Linked DNA regions of Homo sapiens: region 1 is linked to region 2. Evidence: chromatin contacts called from ENCODE Hi-C or POLR2A ChIA-PET data. All regions are on one chromosome and are shown on one strand. Each heading gives the region's core, a stretch centred on a gene start or an enhancer-like site at or near the end of the contact. The rest is flanking DNA. Distances are from core to core; before and after follow the strand shown. Region 1 has its middle 5.0 kb from the start of ZNF77. Region 2 overlaps GNG7 (G protein subunit gamma 7).

Region 1 (6,174 bases), core at 2,575-5,074, 410 kb after region 2:
TGGGTGACAGAGCGAGACTCCATCTCAAAACAAAAACAAACAAAAAAACGCCATTTGAACGACACGTTTTGTTTCCCCCCGCTTTATTATTTTTAAAAAGTACCATGGTGTACACATTGCATTACAATTGTTTTTGTGGCTCAATGAAAAAAATAAATCCTCCACCTCTCTTCATCTTAATAGGTGACTTCCTTACTCCTTACAGATGTAAGATGATGTAAGCTGATGTAACAAGGTCTCTCTAAATAGACAGTGGACTTGTTTCCAATCTTTTGCTACTCAAAGCTTGTCTTATGTTGCACCACCATGCCTGGCAGATTTTTGTATTTTTTGGTAGAGATGGGGTTTCACCATGCTGGCCAAGTTGGTCTGGAACTCCTGACCTCAAGTGATCCGCTTGCCTCAGCCTTCATCAATGGATATTAATGAAGCTTAGGATACTCACATTGTGTCAAAGATAAGAGGCAAGGAAACTACAAAGAAATTGGAAGTGATAGGAAACAGTGGAATAACTGTCAGAGAGGAAGCAGTGGGAACAAAAGACAGGAAAGAAAAACATGCCTATTATCAGAGTCCCTGAAGAAGTAAACAGTAGCACAGCTTTTCACCTTACATCATTAAGAAACACATAAATAGGCCGGGCGCGGTGGCTCACGCCTGTAATCCCAGCACTTTGGGATGCCAAGGTGGGCAGATCACCTGAGGTCCAAAGTCCGAGACCACCCTGACAAACATGGAGAAACCCCATCTCTACTAAAAATACAAAAATGAGCTGGACATGGTGGCAAATGCCTGGAACCCCCGCTAATCGGGAGGCTGAGGCAGGAGAATCACTTGAACCCAGGAGGTGGAGGTTGCAGTGAGCCGAGATCATGCCACTGCACTCCAGCCTGGGCAACAAGATCAAAACTCTGTCTCAAAAAAAAAAAAAAAAAAAGGAAAAGAAACACATAAATACTATAATAAATGTAGCAACGTACCTTGCAGAAGATCCAAAGGTTGCTTGTGGAATTGGGCAAGGGAATCTAAATTTCCAGAGTTAGTATGCAGTGGTGGAGAGAGGGTTGTCGGAAATCTAATGTTAAGTTTTAAAGCAGAGGAAACAGTGTGACTTGGTATTTGAGGTGTGTGCGCGCATTTTCTGTTTTCCTACCAGACTCTTCAGTTATGTGCAATTTCTTCTGTTCACTTAGTGTTTCTTAGGGTTGAAACTGAACATAAACAAATATGAAATTCGTGTTATACTCACATTACTCAACATATCAGGTAATTTGTGAAGACAGAGATGTTTCCTGATCAATTGTTCTAGCCGACTGACAGCCAATATCTACATAGAATTATTTCAAAGTCGCAGGGTGCGGTGGCTCACGTCTGTAATCCCAGCACTTTGGGAGGCCGAGTTGGGCGGATCACAAGGTCAGGAGATCAAGACCATCCTGGCTAACATGGTGAAACCCCGTCTCTACTAAAAATACAAAAAATCAGCTGGGCGTGGTGGCGAGTGCCTGTAGTCCCAGCTACTCGGAAGGCTGAGGCAGGAGAATGGCGTGAACCCAGGAGGCGGAGCTTGCGTTGAGCTGAGATCACGCCATTGTACTCTATCCTGGGCAACAGAGCAAAACTCTGTCTCAAAAAAAAAAAAAAAAAAAGAATTATTTCAAAGTCAATTGAGTGGCTGGGGGCAGTGGCTTACGCCTGTAATCCCAGCACTTTGGGAGGCCGAGGCAGGCGGGTCACGAGGTCAGGAGTTCAAGAGTAGCCTGGCCAAGATGGTGAAACCCCATCTCTACTAAAAATACAAAAATTAGCTGGGTGTGGTGGCGGGCACCTGTAGTCCCAGCTACTCGGGAGGGTGAGGCAGGAGAATCACTTGAACCCGGGAGGTGGAGGCTGCAGTGAGCCGAGATCACACCACTGCACTCCAGCCTGGGCGACAGCTCGAGACTCCGTCTCAAAAAAAAAAAAAAAAGTAAATTGAGGACACTGTAACACTCTGCTCTTAAACACCTCCCAAATGCTATTTTAGAGAAAAATCTGTATTTTTATCTAAAAGTCCACACTTCATATTCGCACTTTAGATAGTTAACAATCATTCCTTTATACCTAGCCCATAATCGTATTTCCTTCAATTATACCCCAAATGGTCTTTACAGCTGGTCCTCCGAAGATCCAACCCCAAACCAGGTATTGCATCTTCTTTTATTTTATAGTATTATATGGTCATGTTGAATTTTTCTTTTGAGGTGTAGTCTATGAATTTTTGTGTATGTATAGCGTTAACGGGTGAATTGCGTCCCCACAAATCCGTAAGGTGAAGGCCTAACCCACAGTACCTCAGAAGGTATTTGAAGATAGGCCTTTAAAGAGGCAATTCGATTAAAATGAGATTAAGGTGGGCTCAAATCCAAAAGACTGGCGTGCTATTCATTGCAGGGTGTTGAGCAGCACCCTAGACCTCCTCATCCACTGGATGCCAGTCGCCCCAACCCCATCCCCGGTTGTGACAACCAAGTCTGCAGACATTGTCCAGTGTCCCCTGGGCGTAAAATTTCTCCTCCCCTCTTTGATAATCACTGCTTTAGACTCTATTTGGTCTTAGAGTCTTTTCTCTGAAGTCCATCATTTTATCCGCCGTAACCCTGCTGTCTTCACTTAAGGGGTCCAAGACGTTTACAGGAGGGTGATAATGGTGATGATGAGCTGCCAATAATAATCCACACACAGCACTATTTGACAAATGCAGGTAATGTTATGTATTTTACAGACCTGGAAACTGAGGCACTTAGGGGCTTGGCAACTTGCCTAATATCACCCGAGAGCTGATTAAGGCTTGGGGCCAGGACTGGGACCCCAGGATGAAGCCCAGCTGAGCAGAAAACCTCTGTGCACAGGATGCAGCAATCAAGATAATAAAAATCAACTCCGACTGAGAAAGTATCTGCCTACACATTCATCAGGCTGGGAGGACAGACCCAGATGGTATCAGTTGGAAAATTAACAGAAAACAGTATTTTTGCCAAGGACACCTTTTTCTGAGCCATCAATGTCTTCTAGCTCGCTAAATGCCTTCCTTGCCCATTACAATCATACACAGTGATTGACATTTTATCAGTAAGAATAAACTTCCCTTTTCCGGCCGGAGGGTCTGATTTTCTTGGACACAGAGAATCCGTCTCCATTTCCAACCCAGGTGCAGGGCTCTGATAAGCGGTTTCCGGACATAACAATCTACAGCGGTCTTATCTTGTGGTTCCCAAGGAAACAGGTCCCGGCTGCACTTCGCAGCCCAGACCCGAGGGTGACCCCTTTACAAGCTTGCTCTTTGCCAAATGGAAACCACGCAGTATTTACATTTCACCTAAACCCCACCCTTCCCTCCAAATCCGATGGGTTACTCAGGCCTAGGATCCTCAGGCCTAGGGGGTCAAAACGCCCCGCGTCCCCAACCAAGACCCCTGAAGTCTAGCGGGGTTCCACTGGCCTCCGGAGCCTCCTCCCTGGGGCGCGGTGCCAGGACTTCGCCATTAAACGAGCCCGCCCCCTGCACTTTGAACTCTGCCCCCATCCTTTGACCCAAACCCCCCTACGCCCCGGCATCGGAGTCCCCTTGCTTGGCCTCTGCCACGAAGATACGGGGCCAGGTCCAGCAGTACAAGGAGGAGAAACCGCTCTCACGGGAGGCGCTGCGGCCACTGAGGGAGACGGCCGCCGCGGGTCACAGACGGATGCTTCCGTTTCCGGTTCCGGGGCGGCTGGGAGCTGAAAAGTGGGCTAGTAATGAGCTTGGGATTGGTGGAGCCTCAAAGATAGGCGGGACGACCTACGTCGTCCAATCGCTGAGCAGGAAAAGCTAGTTTCCGCCGTCTGGGAGATAATTGGCATTGTTGGCAGATCCGCCCCTCGAGGGCAAGTCTCGGGACAGAATCGCGCTGTGGGCGTGGCTTGTACTGGATCCTCCCCGGGGCGTGGCTAAAACAAGACCGAGGTCCCGGGACGAGGTTGGGGGCGTGGTCTTTCGCGCAATCCTCCAACGCCCAATTACCCTGATAAACAATAAACGCTAAAATAAGTAATAAATGCTCATTTCCTCCAGCCAACACATTCCTCGTGATAACATACTCCTGCACAAAGATATTCCCATTGTTGGGATTTTTCTTCCTTGAATGTCTGTTATTTCTTCCAGAAATAAGGTCATTTTTATGCATTTACATGTGGCTTTTCTTATTAATGAGTGCGTTGTGATGTTCCCTTCTGGCCACTAGATGGCCACGTAGCTCACATTTTCAAATTCGCGGATATTTTGTTTTAGTTGCTTTAGACATAGGTGTCCAATCTTTTGGCTTCACTGGGACACATTGGAATAATTGTCTTGGGCCACACATAAAATACAGGAACACTAACTATAGCTGATGAGCTAAAACAAGACAAAAATTGCAAAATAATCTCATAATGTTTTTTTTTTCTTTTTTTTTTTTTTTTTTTGAGACGGAGTCTCGCTCTGTCGCCCAGGCTGGAGTGCAGTGGCGCGATCTCGGCTCACTGCAAGCTCCGCCTCCCGGGTTCAAGCCATTCTCCTGCCTCAGCCTCCCGAGTAGCTGGGATTACAGGCGCCCGCCACCAAGCCCGGCTAATTTTTTGTATTTTTAGTAGAGACGGGGTTTCACCGTGTTAGCCAGGATGGTCTCGATCTCCTGACCTCGTGATCCGACTGCCTCGGCCTCCCAAGTGCTGGGATTACAGGCGTAAGCCACCACTCCCAGCCAATAATCTCATAATGTTTTAAGAAAGTTTACGAATTTGTGTTGGGTGCATTCAAAGCCATCCTGGGCTTCATCCGGCCTGCAGGCCCTGAGTTGGAGAACTTAGCTTTAGAGTTTAGACACAGGAAAAATGCAGGGGTCTTTGCCTTCCATTGTGAGGCATCATAACTAAGATTAGGAGGCCATCCTGACTTGTCCCCTTGTGTGACACCCAGCGGGCTCCGCATCCCTTGCATTCCCATGCCTGAGCACCTATCTCTTTTACAAGGTAAGCAGTCCTGAAGGATACCAGCAGACCGCCAGATGGGTTACAAATTCCTCATATCCGGTACTGCCAGCGAAAGAGAACAAAAGTCCCTTATTCCTGAATCGGCTTCATCAGCTTCCCCAATCTCCAGCCAATCAACACCAAAAAGCCCAAGAAGCTATTAGCTACAAATTCCTGCCTAAGGCCGGGTGTGGTGGCTCACACCTGTAATCCCAGCACTTTGGGAGGCTGAGGCGGGTGGATCCATCTAAGGTCGGAAGTTCAAGACCAGCCTGACCAACACGGTGAAACCCTGTCTCTACTAAAAATACAAAACTTAGCTGGGCTTGGTGGCACATGCCTGTAATCCCAGCTACTTGGGAGGCTGAGGCAGGAGAATCGCTTGAACCCAGGAGGTGGAGTTGCCGTGAGCCGAGATCGTGCCATTGCACTCCAGCCTGGGCAACAAGAGTGAAACTCCATCTCAAAAAAAAAAAAAAAAAAATTCCTGCCTTAAAAGGGGCCAGGGACTTCTTCCAGGCCCCACATGTGCAGCTAGAGTTAAGGTTTAGCTAATAGTAAACTTTTCCTCATTTTATTTTATTTTTTTGAGATGGAATCCCACTCTGTTGCCAACGCTGGAGTACAGTGGAACAATCAAGACTCACTGCAGCCTCCAAGTCCTGGGTCCAAGCGATTCTCCTGCCTCAAACTCCTAAGTAGCTGGGACTACCAGCACTTGCCAACACACCTGCCTAATTTTTGTATTTTTAGTAGAGACGGGGTTTCACCACGTTGGCCAGGCTGGTCTCAAACACCTGACCTCAGGTGATCTGCCCGCCTCAGCCTCCCAAAGTGTCGGGATTACTTTGGGATTACTGTGGCGTGAGCCACAGCGCCGGGCCAACATTTTCCTCATTTTAATAGTTAAAAAAAAAAAACCTGAGGCTGAGGCAGGAGAAATGCTTGAGCCCGGGAGGCGGAGGTTGCTGTGAGCCGAGATCGTGCCACTGCACTCCATCCTGTGTGACAGAGTAAGACTCTCGAAAACAAAAACAAAAACGAAAACAAAACCCACCCCTAGGTGGAGATTTTGTATGCTATTGATACATGCAATGTGTGTTAGAGCAGGCAGATGCTGAGTCCAACCGTAGGTCCACCTTTGCA
Region 2 (6,206 bases), core at 2,081-4,580:
TGGCCTCCGGTGATCCTCCTGCCTCAGCCTCCCAAAGTGCTGGGATTACAGACGGAGCCTCCACACTCGGCCTGTGCTCTAAGACTGATTCTTGCCGGGACCCTTAGCCCGACGGCGTGCCCAGCCTGTGCAGAGGGTGGGTGCGTGGGCCCCTGCTCGGGGGTGGGTGGGCTGAATCCAGGTGTCCTGGGCTGTAAAGCCAAGAAGCAGACAGCAGGCCTGGGGTGGTTGGAGATTTTGCGGGGACCCTGGGGGCGCTGAGGCTGGAGCATCCCGAGAAGTCCAAACCTGCCTGGCCTGTCTCTGCCGAGCAGACAGCGAGGCCCGCCGGGCAGCGGGACAGACTGGCTTCCCTCCTCCCGGGGAGACCTGCCGGAGCAAACCCAGCTCCTTTTTTAGGTCTGTGATGCCACGGCCACTCTTGGAGGTGTTTTCCAGCTGCACAGGAAGCCGTGACAGCGAGACCCAGAGAGGCTGGCGGTGGCTCTGAATTCCAAGCATAGTTCTCATAGTTGGGAAAGTGCCACTCCCGGCTCGATAAACCGACCAGGAGCCGCCGCCGCCAGGGCCATCTTCTCACCAGCAGGGAGAGAGCATGCAGCCGGTGGAGGCTTCTGAGAGCTGGCCGGGGCGGCCTGCGTAAAAGGACAGGAATGTCAAGAATGCACCCGGCCTGGCAGAGACAGGGACTTTACCGAGCGGCTCCTGGGCCTGGCGGCCAGAGAGGCGAGGGAGCGGGAGCTACCGAGGGTTCCTCCATCGGCAGGGAAGGTCCTGAGTCCCCCAGACCCTGTTAAAAGAGGCTGATCAGGTTGGGTGCGGTGGCTCGTGCCTGTAATCCCAGCACTTTGGGAGGCTGAGTCAGGAGAATTGCTTGAGGCCAGGAGTTCAAAGCCAGCCTGGGGCAACACAGTGAGACCCTGTCTCTAAAATAAAAAAATAAAAATAAATGTTCTTGGGGAAGCGAAGCCGAATTTCAGGAGAACATAATGAGGGTGCAGTGAGCTGGGATGGCACCACTGCACTCCAGCCTGGGCAATACAGCGAGACCCTGCCTCTAAGTAAAAAAATCAAGGCCGGGGGCAGTGGCTCACGCCTGTAATCCCAGCAGGTTGGGAGGCCGAGGTGGGTGGATCACGAGGTCAGGAGTTCGAGACCAGCCTGGCCAAGATGGTGAAACCCCGTCTCTACTAAAAATACAAAAAACAAAAAAATTAGCCTGGCATGGTGGTGGGCACCTGTAATCCCAGCTACTCAGGAGGCTGAGGCAGGAGAATCGCTTGAACCTGGGAGGCGGAGGTTGCAGTGAGCCGAGATCACGCCACTGCACTCTAGCCTGGGCGACACAGCAAGACTCCATCAAAAAAAAAAAAAAAAATTAAAAGGTAAGCTGGGTGTGGTCGCACAAGCCTGTAGTCTCAGCTACTCCGGGAGGCTGAGGCGGGAGGATGGCTTGAGGCCAGGAGTTTGAGGTTGCAGTGAGCTAGGGTTTCACCATTGCACTCCAGACTGGGGGACAAAGTGAGACTCTGTCTCAAGAAAATAAAAATAAAATAAGAAAGGCTGATCAGGGCCGAGGGCTGAGATGGGAAGAAATGGTGCTTCTGTACCCAGTGCTGCTGGGCCTCCTGTCTGGGGCTGGCTGCAGGGCGGCCCTTCCAAAGAGCTCCCTGTGGCAGGTGCACAGTCGGGCCTTGGCTAGGCTCATGGGAGGCAGCGCTGTGTGTTCTTTTTTTTTTTTTTTTTTTTTTTTTGAGATGGAGTCTTGCTCTGTCACCCAGGCTGGAGTGCAATGGCGTGATCTCGGCTCACCGCAACCTCCGCCTCCCAGGTTCAAGTGATTCTCCTGCCTCAGCCTCCCGAGTAACTGCGATTACAGGCGCTCACAACCACATCCAGCTAACTTTTGTATTTTTTAGTCGAGACGGGGTTTCACCATGTTGCCCAGGCTGGTCTTGAACTCCTGGCCTCAAGCAATCCACCCACCGCGGCCTCCCAAAGTGCTGGGATTACAGGTGCGAGTCACCGCGCCTGGCCTGGGGTGGGTTTTTTCATTTGTGCACTGAATGTTTATTACTGACAGCCAGCAAGGAAAGGGGGACTGCGCCCTACGACTGCAAGGAAGTGAATTCAGGAAGAACCTGAATGAGCTGGGGACGACAACTGGAAGCTTCGCGTCAGACAGCAGGCGGCTCACGTTTCAGTTTCAGCCTGGGAGACCCTGGGCAGAGGACGTCATTGCACCATGACCTCCAGAACTGTAAGCTCAGGCAGGCGTGTTGCTCTAAGCCACCACATATGCAGTAGTTTCTTATGCAGTGTAAGGAGCTGATACGCAAGGCCAGGATGGGACTGGTTGGGGTCTCCAGGCTGGAGGGCCCCCCGGTGAGCAGGCATGGGGTCCCACAGCCCAGGACAGCTTCAGCTCTTATTTGCCATCTGCTGCTGCTAGGTGTTAGACGCTGGACTGAGCATGCTGCACACATCATCTCTGCTGTTTTCCTTTTTTTTTTTTTTTTTTGGTGGTTTTTGTTTTGTTTTGTTTTGTTTTTGAGGCAGAGTCTCGCTCTGTCACCCAGGCTGGAGTGCAATGACGCCATCTCGGCTCCCTGCAACCTCCGCCTCCCAGGTTCAAGTGATTCTCCTGCCTCAGTCTCCCGAGTAGCTGGGATTACAGGCATCCACCACCACACCAGGCTTATTTTTTATTTTTATTTTTTTGTAGAGACAGGGTTTCACCATGTTGGCCAGGCTGGTCTCAAACTCCTGATCTCAAGTGATCCACCTGCCTTGGCCTCCCAAAGTCCTGGGATTCCATGTATGAGACGCCGTGCCTGGCCTCCTTTTTTTTTTTTTTTTTGACACAGGGTCTTGCTCTGTCACCCAGGCTGGAGTGCAGTGGTGCAATCACAGCTCACTGCAGCCTTGACCTCCTGGCCTCCAGAGATCCTCCCACCTCAGCCTTCTGAGTAGCTGGGACTACAGGTGTGCACCACCATGCCCGGCTAATTTTTAATATTTTTTCTTTTAGAGCTGGGGCCTCACCGTATTGCTCAGGCCAGTCTCAAACTCCTGGGCTCAAGCAATCCCTCTGCTTCGGCCTCCCAAAGTGCTAGGATCCCGGGCATGAACCCCCGCTCCCGGCCTGCAATTTTTCTTTTCACAGCCCTGAGATGAGGGTGCAGCATTAAAACCCGTGCAGAGGGTGGCTGCTTCTCCATGAGCCGAGCAAACCGTCCTCCCATGGCTGCTTCCTGTAAACCGGCTCCTAAGGCCAGCGGGCGTTTGCTCTCCTGACGGCACAGGAAGTCAGGCTCAGCGAATTCCAGCTCAGAGCGGGCTCTGGCGGCTTCCAGGCAGCTCCACAATGAGGCGGCTGCGCTTTTCCAGTCTGCTCATCAAAGCAGAGCCAGCCTTGTGTGGCGCGGCGTGCCGGGGTGAGTCAGCCCCGGGGGAAGGTGGCCTTGAAGGCGGGAGGGGCGGCCGGCCTGCAGCAGCAACGTGAGAACAGAAGCAACCTTCATCTGGCTCTAAAACTTCCAGAACCAGTAGCTTTATAGCTCGCAGAGCTCCTGGACTCTTTCCTCCTGGGGGTCTGGCAATCCCCCACCTCTCACCCCTCCAAACCTCTGCCTGCCTCGAAAAAGGAAAGAAAAATAAACCCCAAGCAACAAAACCAGCAACCAGATTTGGCAGGAGGGGAGACAATGCTTGGAGTGGAAACGTCAGCCCTTCCCCGTGGAGGGATGACTGCTTCTGAGAACACAGTGTTCAGAGACAAGAGAGACAGGGTGTTATGTTTAGAGAGGAAAAGATCCAAACCCAAACAAAATGGAACAGTAGTTTGGGAGAGAAGAGAAGGCTCCGAGGCACTGTGAGGAACAAGTCGCCTTCGTACAGTGGCTGGGGCAGCTGGGTTTGCAGAGAGCTGTGTCCCTGGGCACCTGCGTCAATGTGCACATCTGCACGCCTGCTGTGGGCACGAGGGCCTCAGCCATGAGCACCCCCGGGAGCCATGAGGACCTCAGTGCATCTCACAGAAGCCCCTGAGGACAGTGTGCAGTGGCGCGATCTCGGCTCACTGCAACCTCCGCCTCCCGGGTTCAGGAGATTCTCCTGCCTCAGCCTCCTGAGTAGCTGGGGTTATAGGCGCCCCCCACCCCCACCACGCCCAGCTAATTTTTGCATTTTTAGTAGAGATGGGGTTTCACCATGTTGGCCAGGTTGGTCTCAAACTCCTGACCTCAGGTGATCTGCCCACCTTGGCCTCTCAAAGTGCTGGGATTTTAGGCATGAGCCACCGTGCTGGGCCAACAGTGGCTCTTAATTGGGGGGGTGGGTGATTCAGCCCCGCCAGGAAACCCTGGGCGATGCCTGAGACATCTGTGGTTGTCGGGGTTGGGGGAGCTCCTGGCATGGAGTGGGTGGAGGCCAGGGGCGCTGCTCAGCAACCGTAAGTGCCCAGCACAGCCTCACCCCAGAGAAGGATCTTACCCCACTGTCCACAGTGCTGAGGGAGAAGACCCTGAGTTAATTATTTGGGGAAAATGGGGTTCAATCCCTACCCACACTAGAATAAGCTCCCAACGGGATGGATGGTGTGAACCAGGGGGACCCCCAACTCCTGGGATTCACCTCCTCTCTCCCTCCCAGCTCGGTGTGGATTTCATTGTGTGCAGCCTCCTGGGACCTCAGCACAGCAGAGGATCATGGGACGCAGAGTCTCTTGGGGGTCCGTGGAATCCCCTATCCCTGGGGGTTTCACCTAGAGGTAATTCCGTCCCCCAGGGGACCCTGGGCGCTGTCTGGCGACATCTGTGGTTGTCGTAACTGGGGGGTGCTCCTGGCATGGAGTGGGTGGAGGCCAGGGATACTGCTCAGCACCCTGCAGTGCCCAGGACAGGCCCACCTCAGAGAACAATCTGGCCGCCATGTCTACAGTGCCTAGGGGACCCTGGTTTAGACTCTGCAGAAAGGTGCACACATAGGCCGGGCACGGTGGCTTATGCCTGTATTTCCAGCACTTTGGGAGACCGAGGCGGGCGGATCACTTGACGTCAGGGGTTCGAGACCAGCCTGGTCAACATAGTGAAACCCCATCTCTACTAAAAAAAAAATCAAAATTAGCTGGGCATGGTAGCGCATGCCTGTAATCCCAGCTACTCAGGAGGCTGAGGCAGGAGAATTGCCTGAACCTGGGAGGCAGAGGTTGCAGTGAGCCAAGATTGCGCCACTATACTCCAGCCTAAGCAACAAGAGCGAAACTGTCTTAAAAAAAAAAAAAAAAAAAAAAGGCCAGGTGCAGTGGCTCATGCCTGTAATACCAGCACTTTGGGAGGCTGAGGTGGGTGGATCACCTGAGATCAGGAGTTTGAGACCAGCCTGGCCAACACGGTGAAACCCCCTCTCTACTAAAAATACAAAAAAATTAGCCGTGAGTGGTGGTGGGCACCTGTAATGCCACTACTCAGGAGTCTGAGGCAGGAGAATTGCTTGAACCCGGGAGGTAAAGGTTGCGGTGAGCCAAAATCGCGCCACTGCACTCCAGCCTGGGCAACGGAGCGAGACTCTGCCTCAAAAACAAAACAAAACAAAACAAAACAAACAAACGAAAAAGAAAGGTGCACACAGCTTCCAGAGCGGACACAGGGCATCAGGGTGAGAAGGCACAGGGCAACGATCAGGCGTTGATGTGTCCCCTGGCAGCTGGGATGCAGGCCCCCCACGGCCTGCCATGTTCTCACCAGGACGCCAAAGAGGGGACCCACGCAGAGCCCGGGGAGCCCGACTGAAATGGAAACTTCAATACAAGAGACAGGTCTGAGACTGGCCACACCTGCTGCCCGCTCCACAGAACCCCAGGGCCCCCTCAGCAACCAGGGTCTGCATGCAGAGACCCTGCACCCAGCGTGGGCACCCACCCTGCACCTGCAGCCTCTCCAGGGCCAGGTCGCCCAGCAGGGCCTGGGAGGGCGGCTGTGTGTGGGGCCTTCCGTGCCAGCTCTGACCGTTGGTGGCTCTGTGACCTCAAGGCAGGGCCGTGGGGCCCAGGGCTGCGGGCGGGAGGGCCTCTGCCACATGGAAGGGAGGGCCGCACTGGCTGGAAAATAGTGCCTTGTGACTGTCCCTGTCAGTGTGGGCCCTTTGCTCTCAGGCTAAATCGGTCCCCGGGGCAGCTATATTTAGAAGGGGCTAAAGAGAGGGAA

The links. Hi-C counts contacts between places; a loop is a spot of excess contacts on that map. ChIA-PET counts read pairs that join two places held with the same protein, here RNA polymerase II (POLR2A). Pooled maps may share reads with other maps.
Region 1: a pooled map shows a loop between it and region 2 (7-fold over the local background). The contact joins two enhancer-like sites. A Hi-C loop is called at or near these places in 5 of 50 pooled maps. POLR2A ChIA-PET finds 5 or more read pairs at or near these places in 2 of 52 experiments (HepG2 and activated B cell).

What each region holds. Positions count from the first base shown.
Region 1 is chr19:2,946,932-2,953,105 of GRCh38, forward strand. No RefSeq gene overlaps it. Among named protein-coding and RNA genes, the nearest start is that of ZNF77, 5.0 kb to the left of the region's middle. RefSeq lists an enhancer at 3,644-3,713. Within about 2 kb of position 3,825, at least 32 of the 41 ENCODE cell types and tissues checked have a DNase peak (open chromatin) inside an H3K27ac peak, as active enhancers do.
Region 2 is chr19:2,540,379-2,546,584 of GRCh38, forward strand. The region is part of intron 3 of GNG7 (G protein subunit gamma 7); the gene reads right to left. Among named protein-coding and RNA genes, the nearest start is that of GADD45B, 67 kb to the left of the region's middle. RefSeq lists enhancers at 371-1,190, 2,831-3,650, 3,285-3,344, 3,651-4,470, 4,471-5,289 and 4 more and a silencer at 3,835-3,924. Within about 2 kb of position 3,331, at least 34 of the 41 ENCODE cell types and tissues checked have a DNase peak (open chromatin) inside an H3K27ac peak, as active enhancers do.